Linked DNA regions of Homo sapiens: region 1 is linked to region 2. A link is a loop called in an ENCODE intact Hi-C map of the cell type or tissue named here. Cell type or tissue: endothelial cell of umbilical vein. All regions are shown on one strand. Each heading gives the region's core, and the rest is flanking DNA. Links, peaks and the distances in the headings are about the cores only. Region 1 overlaps PTPRB (protein tyrosine phosphatase receptor type B). Region 2 overlaps PTPRR (protein tyrosine phosphatase receptor type R).

Region 1 (5,381 bases), core at 111-5,110, 83 kb before region 2:
CTCTGCTCCACTGAACACATACACTAGTTGGCCAGATGCCTTTCTAAACACAATTAACACATCTGTAAGTTCTATGTTATGTATTTCACAGTATTAGCAATATGAGTATTTATAAGAACTATCCTGTAATATTAAGAAACCAACAACATTTGGACTAAAAACCCAGCCTTTCAACTTTTGTAAAATGTTCTAATTATGTGGTCTATTTCAGGCTCTCTGATTCCATATTAGAAACCACCAGATTCATTTTCCTTTTCTTTTTTTTTTTTTTTTTGAGACAGAGTCTCCTCTGTTGCCCAGGCTGGAGTGCAGTGGCACAATCTGGCTTCTCTGCCTCCTGGGCTCAAGCAATTCTCTGCCTCAGCCTCCCAAGTAGCTGGGATTACAGGCGCCCGCCACCACACCAGGCGAATTTTTTATTTATTTATTTGTTTTATTTTTAGTAGAGACGAGGTTTTGCCATGTTGACCAAGGTGGTCTTGAACTCCTGACCTCATGATCCACCTGCCTCAGCCTCCCAAAGTGCTGCGATTACAGGTGTGAGCCACTGCGCCCAGTCAGAGAAACCACCAGATTCTTAACAAGCGATTTCTCTTTTCAACTTAAGATGCTGCAAATCTCAGATATCATCTAAAAGTTTCATCTGAAGTAAGTTAAGTGATGTAATTGGGCATTTTGATTTTTTTCTTTGAAAAAAAAAGATAATATCTAGTTGACTTACTACATGAGCCCAGTTAAATTCTCTGAAACTGCTGCACCTGCCTTTAGAGCTGAAAGTTCTCACACCTCTTTGAAGAACTGTAGCAAAAGAAATGATCCTGTTTCAGGTTGAAATGTGAAAGAATACTAAGGGCAACACATTTCTAAATTTGACTTTTAAAATTTTAACATAAATTTGAATCTCTGGATGAAGGTAAGGATACACTGTTGCAACAAATAGAGATAATGAAGACTAATGAAGTCAGAAAACCTGAAAATTGTTAAAGAATTTAGAGCATGTCTGAGGGTAGCTCTGAGGATTAAATGAGGTAATGTACATGACAGCCCATACCTAAGTGTTGAGCACTTGGTAAGAACTTGGACTTGAATGACCTAAGTCTAACACTCCCATTTTACAGATAAGAAAACTGAGGCAAGAAAGGCAAACTCTGAACATATCCACATGGAGGGATTCAGCAAAAGTGTAAGGAAAATAATTGCTGTAAAGTAATCAAAGGACGTTCTCTGATACTATGCTGTTTGGGTTATTACTCAAGAGATACAAAACAATTTTCATGTCCTCATTTCAAGAGACTTTTCTAATTTTCCCTGATGAATGGCTCCATTCTATTCCTGCAGATTTTATGTACAGTTCTAAAAATAAAACTAAGTTGAGGAAAGGCATACCCCTAATATTGTACTTCTATTATTTATTCTAAAAACGTTTACTTAAAATTATTCCAGGGTTTGACAATTTAATGCAATGGAAGCGTAAACCACATCACTTTAAAAAATTCCCACCGCAGCCCAAAGTTTCTCTTTGCTGACCGCCCTGCACCCCACCCCGACCCTTTCAGTAGCTAGTTGGCTGTTTTCAGCACTAAGGGAGTCTCTGAAAGTCCACCAAGCTGCTTCTGGCTAGATCCGAGGAAACCAGACATTTCTGTCAATATTTATCTTCACAGGTATTTTTACCTTCATTTTTTGTATCCCTGGAACTCAAATGAAACACCAGCTTGAAAAGGCAGGGCCCAACCCCGTGTGGCTTGGCCATCCAATTGCACCTGTCATCCTTTACCTGTTTGCAAGACCACTGTTCTCTCTTCATCCAGAGAAATAATCCTGAAGTTATAGATGGTTCCTGCTTGTAAATCTTGAAGGTTACATCCGTATGTGGTGTTGTCTATCCGAAAGGTAGGGCACAACGCGGCCCCCAGGGTGTCACTGCTATAGATGAGGCTAAAGTTACAGGGTGAGCCCAAAATTCTCCACTGGATAGACACAGAATGGCTGGAGGCCTTGGACTCCGCCAGGGTGAAGTTACATCTCTCTGGCTCCGCCAGTCCAGTCTGCAAAGGAATCAGACACAACAGTTTAAGTCCACAGTCTGGACTGCTCAGGGACATGTCCACAGCAAGCTCCTCAAGCCACACTTTCTCCTCTACTTATCCTTTGTCCCTTGCCTCAGCCAGTCCTTTTGCCCTCTGGCCAGAGAAGAGGCTTGCAGGGGAGGTGGATGGCAACTTTCTCCCTAGCTGCTGTCCCTTGAGAGCAGCTGGAGAGAGAAGGTGGCTTTTTGCTTTGACAGCTGGATAAGCTGTCATTCTGGGTTGGGGGGCTCACCAGAGGATCATTCTTCCCAAGGCAGAAGAAGAAATTTTGCCACCTCCCTCTTCAAAGCACAACCCGATAGACGAGAAAGTGGAGTGGGAATTTGGTTTTCGGCGGGGAGGGGGCGCATCAGCTCTGACCCCTTCTCGGGCCACTCACCTGCAGCAGGCTCAGTGTGATCCACAAGGCCAACCCGGCTCCATGGCTCAGCATTGCGCTCAGTAGTTAAGATCCAGAGGAGACCGAGGGGGCTGGACGTGGGACGGCCCGAGGGCCGGGGCAGGGGGTCACCTGTTGCGCGCGCTCAGCGCGCCCCGTGGGCGCAGCGCGCTTCCCTCGGGGCTGGCGACGCGCAGGGGCCACTGCGGCCACCGCTGCTGCTGCTGCTCCTGCCGCCCCGGGCGGGCTGCGGACGCGAGAGGCGGCGGGGACAGGCAGCGCGCCGCCCTTCCCACGCTGCCATTCTGACCCGCGCTGCCTCGCCCCAGCCCCGTCCGCTGACTTCCGCAATCAAAAGGCAATTTCCTCGTCTCCCGGCAAAGGAACAATGCGCCGGCGAGGGAGGGAGCCCCGAGGAGCCAACGCCTGAGCCTGCCAAGGGGCCCGATGTGGGCCAAGCTGCCCCCGCTGCCCCGCGCCGATACCTTCCCGGCCAGGGGTCCGGTCCGGCTCCGCGGGGCTCTGCCTCCTCCTCCTCCCGTACTCTCCCTTTTCCCCAGTCTGTGGTTCTCGACCCAGTCGCCTTAGCCACAATTAGTGCTTGCTCCCTGTCACTTTCCAGGCCCCCACCCCCGCCCCTTTCCTCCCTCCACACCCAGCGTCTCCCCCTCCCTATCTTCCTTCCTATCTTCCTCATCTGCTTTCTCCAGGACCACTTTTTCCCAGGATTAAACTTGACCGCAGCATATTTCCCCAGGTCGCCTGCACTCTTTCCTGAAGTCTTTTATTAGAGAGCTTTTGCCCTTCTCACTTCAAAGCATTCATTTGTCCCGGTGGCATCCCCTGACACTAGCAAGAGAAAAAGACCCCAAAAGGATTGTCAGCTTGACCATTCTTTTCTCCCAATCACTTTCCCTTTTCTCTTGTATAGGTTTGTATCCTCCCTAAATCTTATGTAAATAGCGCTAACGACAAATATAATCACTACCAAGTGTTCAACCCACAGCTAACAGTTTTATCATCCAGTAGTTAAAGCCATTTCATCCCTAATTGTCCAGCCAAAAGAAGACAGCCATGTAAACTCTCATTTGTGGAAACTACTGTTGATAGTCAGCTCTCCACAAGTTAAAAAAAAAATGGCATTTATTCAGCGTTCAGCCCTAACTGTATGCCCTTTAGCAACTGCTTCAGTACCCAAACGGTTATTTATCTGAAAACTGATTTTAGAAAAGCTCCCAATAACTAAAGAGCAAAAATATTTAATTGTACACAAGTGAGAAAAGCAAAATATTGCAACAAGTTTTATAATTTTTTATTGCTTTTTTGGAGCACCATCCCTAACAACTGCCAAAAGAAATGAAATTCCACATTCTAATTTTCAAATCAGCGGGAAGGATGGCATATTCCTTTCTTTTTCAAATAGGCTATACATAAAGCTATGTTATTGTCTACTATATCTACTGTGTCTACTTTGAGGAAAGTTAAAACAAGAAAAAAGAAAAAAGTGAAAATTGTTTCAATTCTATTTATTTATTTATTTATTTTTGAGTCAGAGTCTCACTCTGTCACCCAGGTTGGAGTACAGTGGTGCGATTTCAGCTCACTGCAACCTCTGCCTCCCGGGTTCAAGCAATTCTTAAGCCTCAGCCTTCCGTGTAGCTGGGATTACAGGCGTGTGCCACTACACCCAGCTAATTTTTTTTGTGTGTGTGTATTTTTAATAGAGACAGGGTTTCACCACGTTGACCAGGCTGGCCTTGAACTCCTGACCTCAAGTGATCGACCCGCCTTGGCCTCCCAAAGTGCTGGGATTACAGGCGTGTGCCACCGTGCCTGGCCTGCTTCAATTCTTTTAGAAAACATGCTTTTAAAAATACCTCTTAATGAAAAAACGAAGTTTCTTCCCCTCGAGAGATTCTACAGACTTTTAATCTACAGCCAGACCAGAGATTTCAAATCCTTTCAAGTTAACAAACACTCAAAGAAGGTCAAACCTAGAACATCTGTGTATTTCTGGGAACAAAAAAACTCCCTATTTCTCTGCCTAGGTCACCTGAAGAGTAAAGAACTTTTACTCTGTATTTTGTGCCCAAGTTCAGTGGCTCTTCACAGCCTGGCATACCTGTCAGCCTCATCAGTGGCAGGGGTCCCCTCCTGCTCTCCACAGATACTGCAAGCCTTCTTACAGGCTCTGGCTGCCCTCAGCCTTTATAGGAGCCTTTTCCCAGTTTTATTCCTTTGCAACATTATGTTTTTCTTCTCTTGCTGTATTTAGATAACAATGTACTTTCCTCAACTGTAACATTGGAATAATACCTACTCTAAATACACCACACAGCTATTATGAATAAATAATATCACAACTACATTAAACTACCTTTGCAAACTTTAATGTGCTAGCAGAACCTTAAGGCTGACAGCAGAGCTCCCAAATGATTAGTGAGTCCTAAATGACCCATAAACATGAGCATACTATGAAACAAGAGGAAGAGTTTAAACTCAGGCTTTTACCGATAACATTTTTCCTTTTAAAAGTACAAAACTTAACATGAGAAATCCAAGAAAACTGTAATATATTCAAGGAAGTATAGGACTGAAAAAAGCTTCCAGATATCATCTTTTCTATGAGGAGTTTATTTGAAACTACTGGACAAAGTATAAATAAATTGGTTCATTTTGGTTTTTGTTCTCATCTTTGTTTGGAATTCCTCAACTTCTCTTGAGCCTGCTTGTCCTACATAAGGACACTATTTGAATTAGAAGTTGCATTCCAGAAATTTGGAATCAGCCACTCTGTACCATTTCAGGGGACAAGCTTTCTTCCTTGCCACCAGGAAACCTTTCCCAGACTACATGGGAAGGGTGGGGCTGCTTTTGATTAAACATGAGTGAACAAGCAGCTGTCTTAAAAA
Region 2 (5,381 bases), core at 118-5,117:
TAAAAAATAACGTTTTAGCAACATAACAAAAGGTAATCATCATTTTAGTCTAAAACTAAGCCCTCAGGCCCCATAACATTGCCATTAGAATGCACGCAGTGATTAGTTCAGTCTGGATAGCCCTAAATTGCTTATTGCACTGATTTCCTTTCTTCTGACCTACAACAAACACATGGCCTGGACAGAAGTCTTTTTCACTATTTGGAAGAAGCTGTCTTTAGTTAGCATATGTAGCGGTTTGTTCACTGACAGCACAAGTATCTGATATTGGTTAGATTCGTTTAGTGCTAGCAACATTGTCTTAAATTCTAAAATCACTTTCCATCAAGAGTTGAAAGACTCTTTGTGGACTAAAGTGTTACGGAAAATGTGGAAATTATTTTTACCATCATTTGCATACATTAATATTACTAATTCGTCTCTTTATGATTTCTTTGACCTGGTACACTCTGAGCTTTTTGAAGGCAGGGATGGGGATTTTTCACCATCTTTATAAGATCTAATGTCTTGCATAGCAGACCTTCAGTGAATGTCTACTGCACTGATTTAAAGATCTCTTCTATTTTTTAAAAAAAGGTCAGTTCTATATATCCTTCTCTAGCAATTATTCTATTGCTTTTCTTTTTTAGACAGGCAAACTTCTGAAAGAGTTTATTATACACACACTTCCTCCATGCTCATCTGCAACTCAATCCTCCTCATGTACACTGTGATCTATCCTAACCCTAGCACTGTGCAGAGACTGCCCTTGCTAAGGTCACCACTGACCCTCTTGTTGTTAAGCCCAGTGATCCCATTGTGGTATTTTTGTTCATGTCCTCTCTGAAGCATTCAAAAACTGTTGACTGTATATCCTTTTTTCGAGTTTTCTCTTCCCTTAGATTCTGGGACACAACGTTCTGGTTTTCCTGCTCCCTTTTCGGTGGCCTCTTTCCAATCTCCTGCTCATTTAATCTGCCCCTTTTCATGTTGCTAATTCTAGGATTCAACTTGACCCTCTTTTATCCTCACTTGATACTGCCTTGTTGAGTGACTCATTCATTCCTGTGACTTTATTACGCACATCCTGAGGGCTCTCAAATACATACTTCAGACCAGCCCGGTCTCCTCATTTATAGTCCAGCTTTTTCTATTTATTATTTCCTTCTGAATGGACCACAGGTTTGTGAAACTCCTCATGCCCTTCATGTGTTCCTGACAGCTTTCTGCTATTGTTTAGGTTAGGTGTGCTGCCACAGCTCTACAGTCCGTGTAGAGTTTCTGTGCATTTGAATGTTAGCATATTCTGCCTGTTCTGTCTCCTAAAATACGCTGGGGTCTGTCTTGCCTCTCTGTTTGCATGGCTGTCTTCTTGGACTAGGACTCAAGTATCTCCTGGTCTCCCTGCCTTCAATCTTGCTTTTTTCCAATCCATCCTCCTCATAGCTGTCAAGGTGCTCTGTAAAACAAAATCTGATCACATGATTCCATTGTCTAAATGTCATCCATACTTCCCAATTGCCCATAGCAGTATTTCCCAAAATATTTATTACCTGTAAATCATTACCTCTATAACATATAGAATTATACTATATGACTTATAAATTAAGTCATCTTTTACAAAAAGAGGTTAGTACCCAAATAAATATGGGAAACATTGGGTTAAACAAATCTGAACCATATTCTTTTTACTGCAGGACTTCTCAGGGTCTTCAGTATGTTAATGGACCCTGTGAATTTCCAAGAAGGTATTGTATATAATCCTATTTGTCCGTTGGACTCAATTTTATTATACCTACTGTATTTACATACTTAACTATTATATTTATATACTTATTGATAATTCAGTTTAGAGCAGCCCTGATCAATAGAATTTTCTGAGGTGATGAAAATATTATCTATCTGTGCTGTCCAAAAAATGTAGCCTCTAGCTTTCAAGCACTTGAAATGTGGCTAGTAAAAACTGAGAAACTAAAGTTTTAATTTTATTTAATTTTAATTCATTTAAGTGTAAACTGACCTAGCCATAAGTGGGTTCTGGTTGCTCTACTTGACAGTGCAGGCCTAGAAGATGAATGCCAAGAGGGGTACTTAGCAAGATAGAGCAGATCCTTAATGATCATCCCAAGGCCTCACCAACAGCTGCTTTCCCACGTGTATCATATAATCTAGCCCCATGGACCTAGGGCAATCTCCCAAATGTTCTATGTTTTTGCAGATTTTATGCTTTTGCACATATTGTTTCCTTTGCCTTCTCTGCATGGTAAAGTCTTCCTCATTACTCAGGGCTCAATTCAGAAAATACTGTCTTTCTGAAGTTCTCCCTGACCTTCCCAGGCAGAATTAGGCATTCTCTTCTTTGCTTGGGTCCCCTGAGTTTTATTTTAGTATTTATCATCTTGTATTTTAAGTGCTTAAATTTCTGCCTGCCCTCAATGGAGTGTGGTGAGCCCCTAGAGGGCAAAGGCTGTATTTAATTCACTTTTGTATCCTTTGTGATTTCTATTTGGGATGTGGCTCACAGAGGGTTTAATGTCAGAATTAATTTCTATGAGAAAGAGTTAAAGCCCTGTTTTTGACTTTCTAGATATTTTTTTCTTTTCTTAGCAAAGAGGACAAGAAATCTTTCATGCCTTTCAGTATCCACTGATTGTTAGAAGTTTCCATAAACATCCTACACCATTCAGGCTTGAAAAGAGGCCTGCTTCCTTCAGTTTTTATAATGCCTATGATGTATATGATTTACTGGTAAAGCTAAAAACTGCTTAGAAACAGTTTCCCTGTAAAGCTAAATTATGTTGGTAATTAGTAACTTACAGTATTTTCCAAGTATTTAGAAGTTTCCAAATCCTTTTTATTAAAAATTCAGAGAGGGGAGTCTCACTTTGTTGCCCAGGCTGAATTGCAGTGGCTACTCCCAGATGTGATCACAGCTCACTGCGACCTCAACCTCCCGGGCTCAAGTGATCCTCCTGCCTCAGCCTCCCAAGTAGCTGGGACCACACATGTGCACCACCATGCCTGGCTACATTTTGTATTTTTTGGTAGAGATGAGGTTTTGCCATGTTGCCCAGGCTAGTAATTAAACTTTTTTTGTGTGTGTGGAAATGGGGTCTTATTATATTGCCCAGGCTGGTCTCAAACTCCAGGACATGAGCCACTGTGTGTGGCTCCAACTACTTCCTTTTACAAATGCAAGAATACAACATATAACTGAGTATGGGGAAATGTAGGTTTCCAAGAAAAACTCTTGTAATATATAGCTTGTACTAAAAAAAAAAGCCAAGAATTAAACAAAAAATGTATAATCATCATCGTTTTCATCACTACTGTTATAAATGAATGAAAATGGGGCTCTTGAGTACTTTGCTTTTAAAACTGTAAACTTCTCTATACATAGATGGTACCCCTATTTCCTGGAATTGGTTCTGAGGTTAGAAATGGATTCATCTTCAGTTAGATAGGGAGGGAAAGAGAAACTAACATTAGCTGAGGGCTTACTATTAGTTGGAACTTTGACAGACATTTTACACATACTATCATTTAATTTTCTCGGTAGCCTTGTAGGAGAGTATTGTTATCACTACTTTTGGGAATAAAGGATGGCATAGGGAGATTAAATATCCTGCCAAAAATTATAAATGTTTTTGTTGGGGTAGGAAATCAAATCTAATTCCAGTATCTTGCTTTAGCTACATAACTTGTTGCTTTAATGAGTGGTTCACTTATTTGCATATCTACTCTGTGCTAGGTACTTTATATAATAAAAAAGGAAACATAATTTAAGTAGGAAACATTATTAGATGTTAAAATTTTAAATATAAAATGATGACCTGAGTAAATGGCATTCTTTAAGTGTATCTATATTATCTTATATTTGTATCAACACACTGCATAAAAGAAATATGCATACAATTTATTATTATAGTGCAGCACTATTCACAATAACAAAGACATGGAAACAACCTAGATGCCCATCAACAGTGGATTGGATAAAGAAAATGTGGTACACATACACCATGGAACACCATGAAGTCATAAAAAAGAACAAAATCATGTCCTTTGCAGCAACATGGATGCAGCTGGAGGCCATTATTCTAAGCAAATTAACACAGGAACAGAAAACCAAATATTGCATGTTCTCACTTATAAGTGAGAGCTAAATTCTGGATACACATAGACATAAAGATGAAAACAATAGTAACTGGGACTCCAAAAAAAGGGAGGGAGGGAAAGGGAGAAGGGCTGAAAATCTTCCTATTGGGTACTATGTTCACTCTCTGGGTGTCATGCCGTCAGAAGAAGCCCAAACGGCAGCATCACACAATATACCCTTGTAACAAACCTGCACAGGTACCCCCTGAATCTAAAGTAAAAATAAAAAATTTAAACTTATTATTACAGTATTTTATTGTGTGCTAATAATTTTCTATTGATGTATGATTATTATTACAGTATTATATTTTATTGTCTGCTAATAATTTTCTATTGATGTATGATTGTTTTTTCCTACTACTTTTGTGATTTAGGATGTAGACATATTTTTATCACTAATATTTGTTTACACTGCAAAATAATTTGATATAAACTTGACTTTAGCATTTTAATCTCAGCCAAGATAACACTGTCATTAGAGAAATGACTATAATTTAATTTATAATTATAAATTGATTTATTCATAATTGATTCTTGCCTATCCATATATCTGTTGCAAGGCATTCTCAGAATTGTATAATGTTGCTATTATGTACAAGCTGTCAAGCTTTTAGAACTAAGAAGAGTTTAGTGTAGGTTAAAACTAAAAACAATCATAATGTTTAAATTCTTGATCATTTAATAATCATCATTTTATGTAATATTTCAAGTTTATCTCATATTACAGTCTAAAACCATAAAGAACATCTTTGTGTATTCATTCCAGGCTTTTTGGATGCTTTCACCCAATAGTGTGGCTTTTCTAAGCTATATTTCCTAAATTATATTTTGTGCAACAGAGGGTGGTGGGTGGGGCATTCAGCCTGCAGACATTTTCAACAGAAAATCCATCATTTGCAACATCAGCTGTCAGCACAGGTGCCCTGAATCCAGCGGTCCACCCAGTTCTGTGAACGGAAAAACTGACACAGGACTATGAAGCAGTTGTCTGATATCATCTGGGCAGGAAATGGAGAAGGCTGAACTTTGAACTAATGCTAATAATTTCCAAATCCTTCTAAAATTAGATGATGGTTTGGGTATATATAATTGTGATGGAGGTATATTCCCTTATTACTTATGTTTGGTATATTTTAGATAAAAATTTAACAGAGAGAGAGAGAGGGAGAGAGAAAACACAAATTCTAACACGCAGCACTTTCATCCCCTTTGGCCAAGTATAGTCATAAAATAACCTTCAATGGTGA

Evidence for each region. Hi-C counts contacts between places; a loop is a spot of excess contacts. Peaks named below come from ENCODE experiments on the same cell type or tissue, not always from the same donor. Only the 100,000 strongest peaks of a DNase experiment are listed, where the experiment ranks them.
Region 1: it touches region 2 in a loop (4-fold over the local background); 2 of 110 quality-filtered maps call a loop at or near these places.

Annotation. Positions count from the first base shown.
Region 1 is chr12:70,607,292-70,612,672 of GRCh38, forward strand. It overlaps PTPRB (protein tyrosine phosphatase receptor type B), which reads right to left. Exons shown (of 34, transcript NM_001109754.4): 4 at 1,778-2,048. Among named protein-coding and RNA genes, the nearest start is that of PTPRB, 27 kb to the right of the region's middle. In endothelial cell of umbilical vein, for the core only: no CTCF peak of the experiment used is centred there; DNase peaks (open chromatin) are centred at 2,060, 2,850 and 3,300; H3K4me3 peaks cover 3,013 bases; H3K27ac peaks cover 2,585 bases.
Region 2 is chr12:70,690,456-70,695,836 of GRCh38, forward strand. All of the region lies in intron 8 of PTPRR (protein tyrosine phosphatase receptor type R), which reads right to left. Among named protein-coding and RNA genes, the nearest start is that of PTPRB, 56 kb to the left of the region's middle. In endothelial cell of umbilical vein, for the core only: a CTCF peak has its summit at 2,439 (motif pointing right); DNase peaks (open chromatin) are centred at 1,056, 2,436 and 5,096; H3K27ac peaks cover 1,522 bases.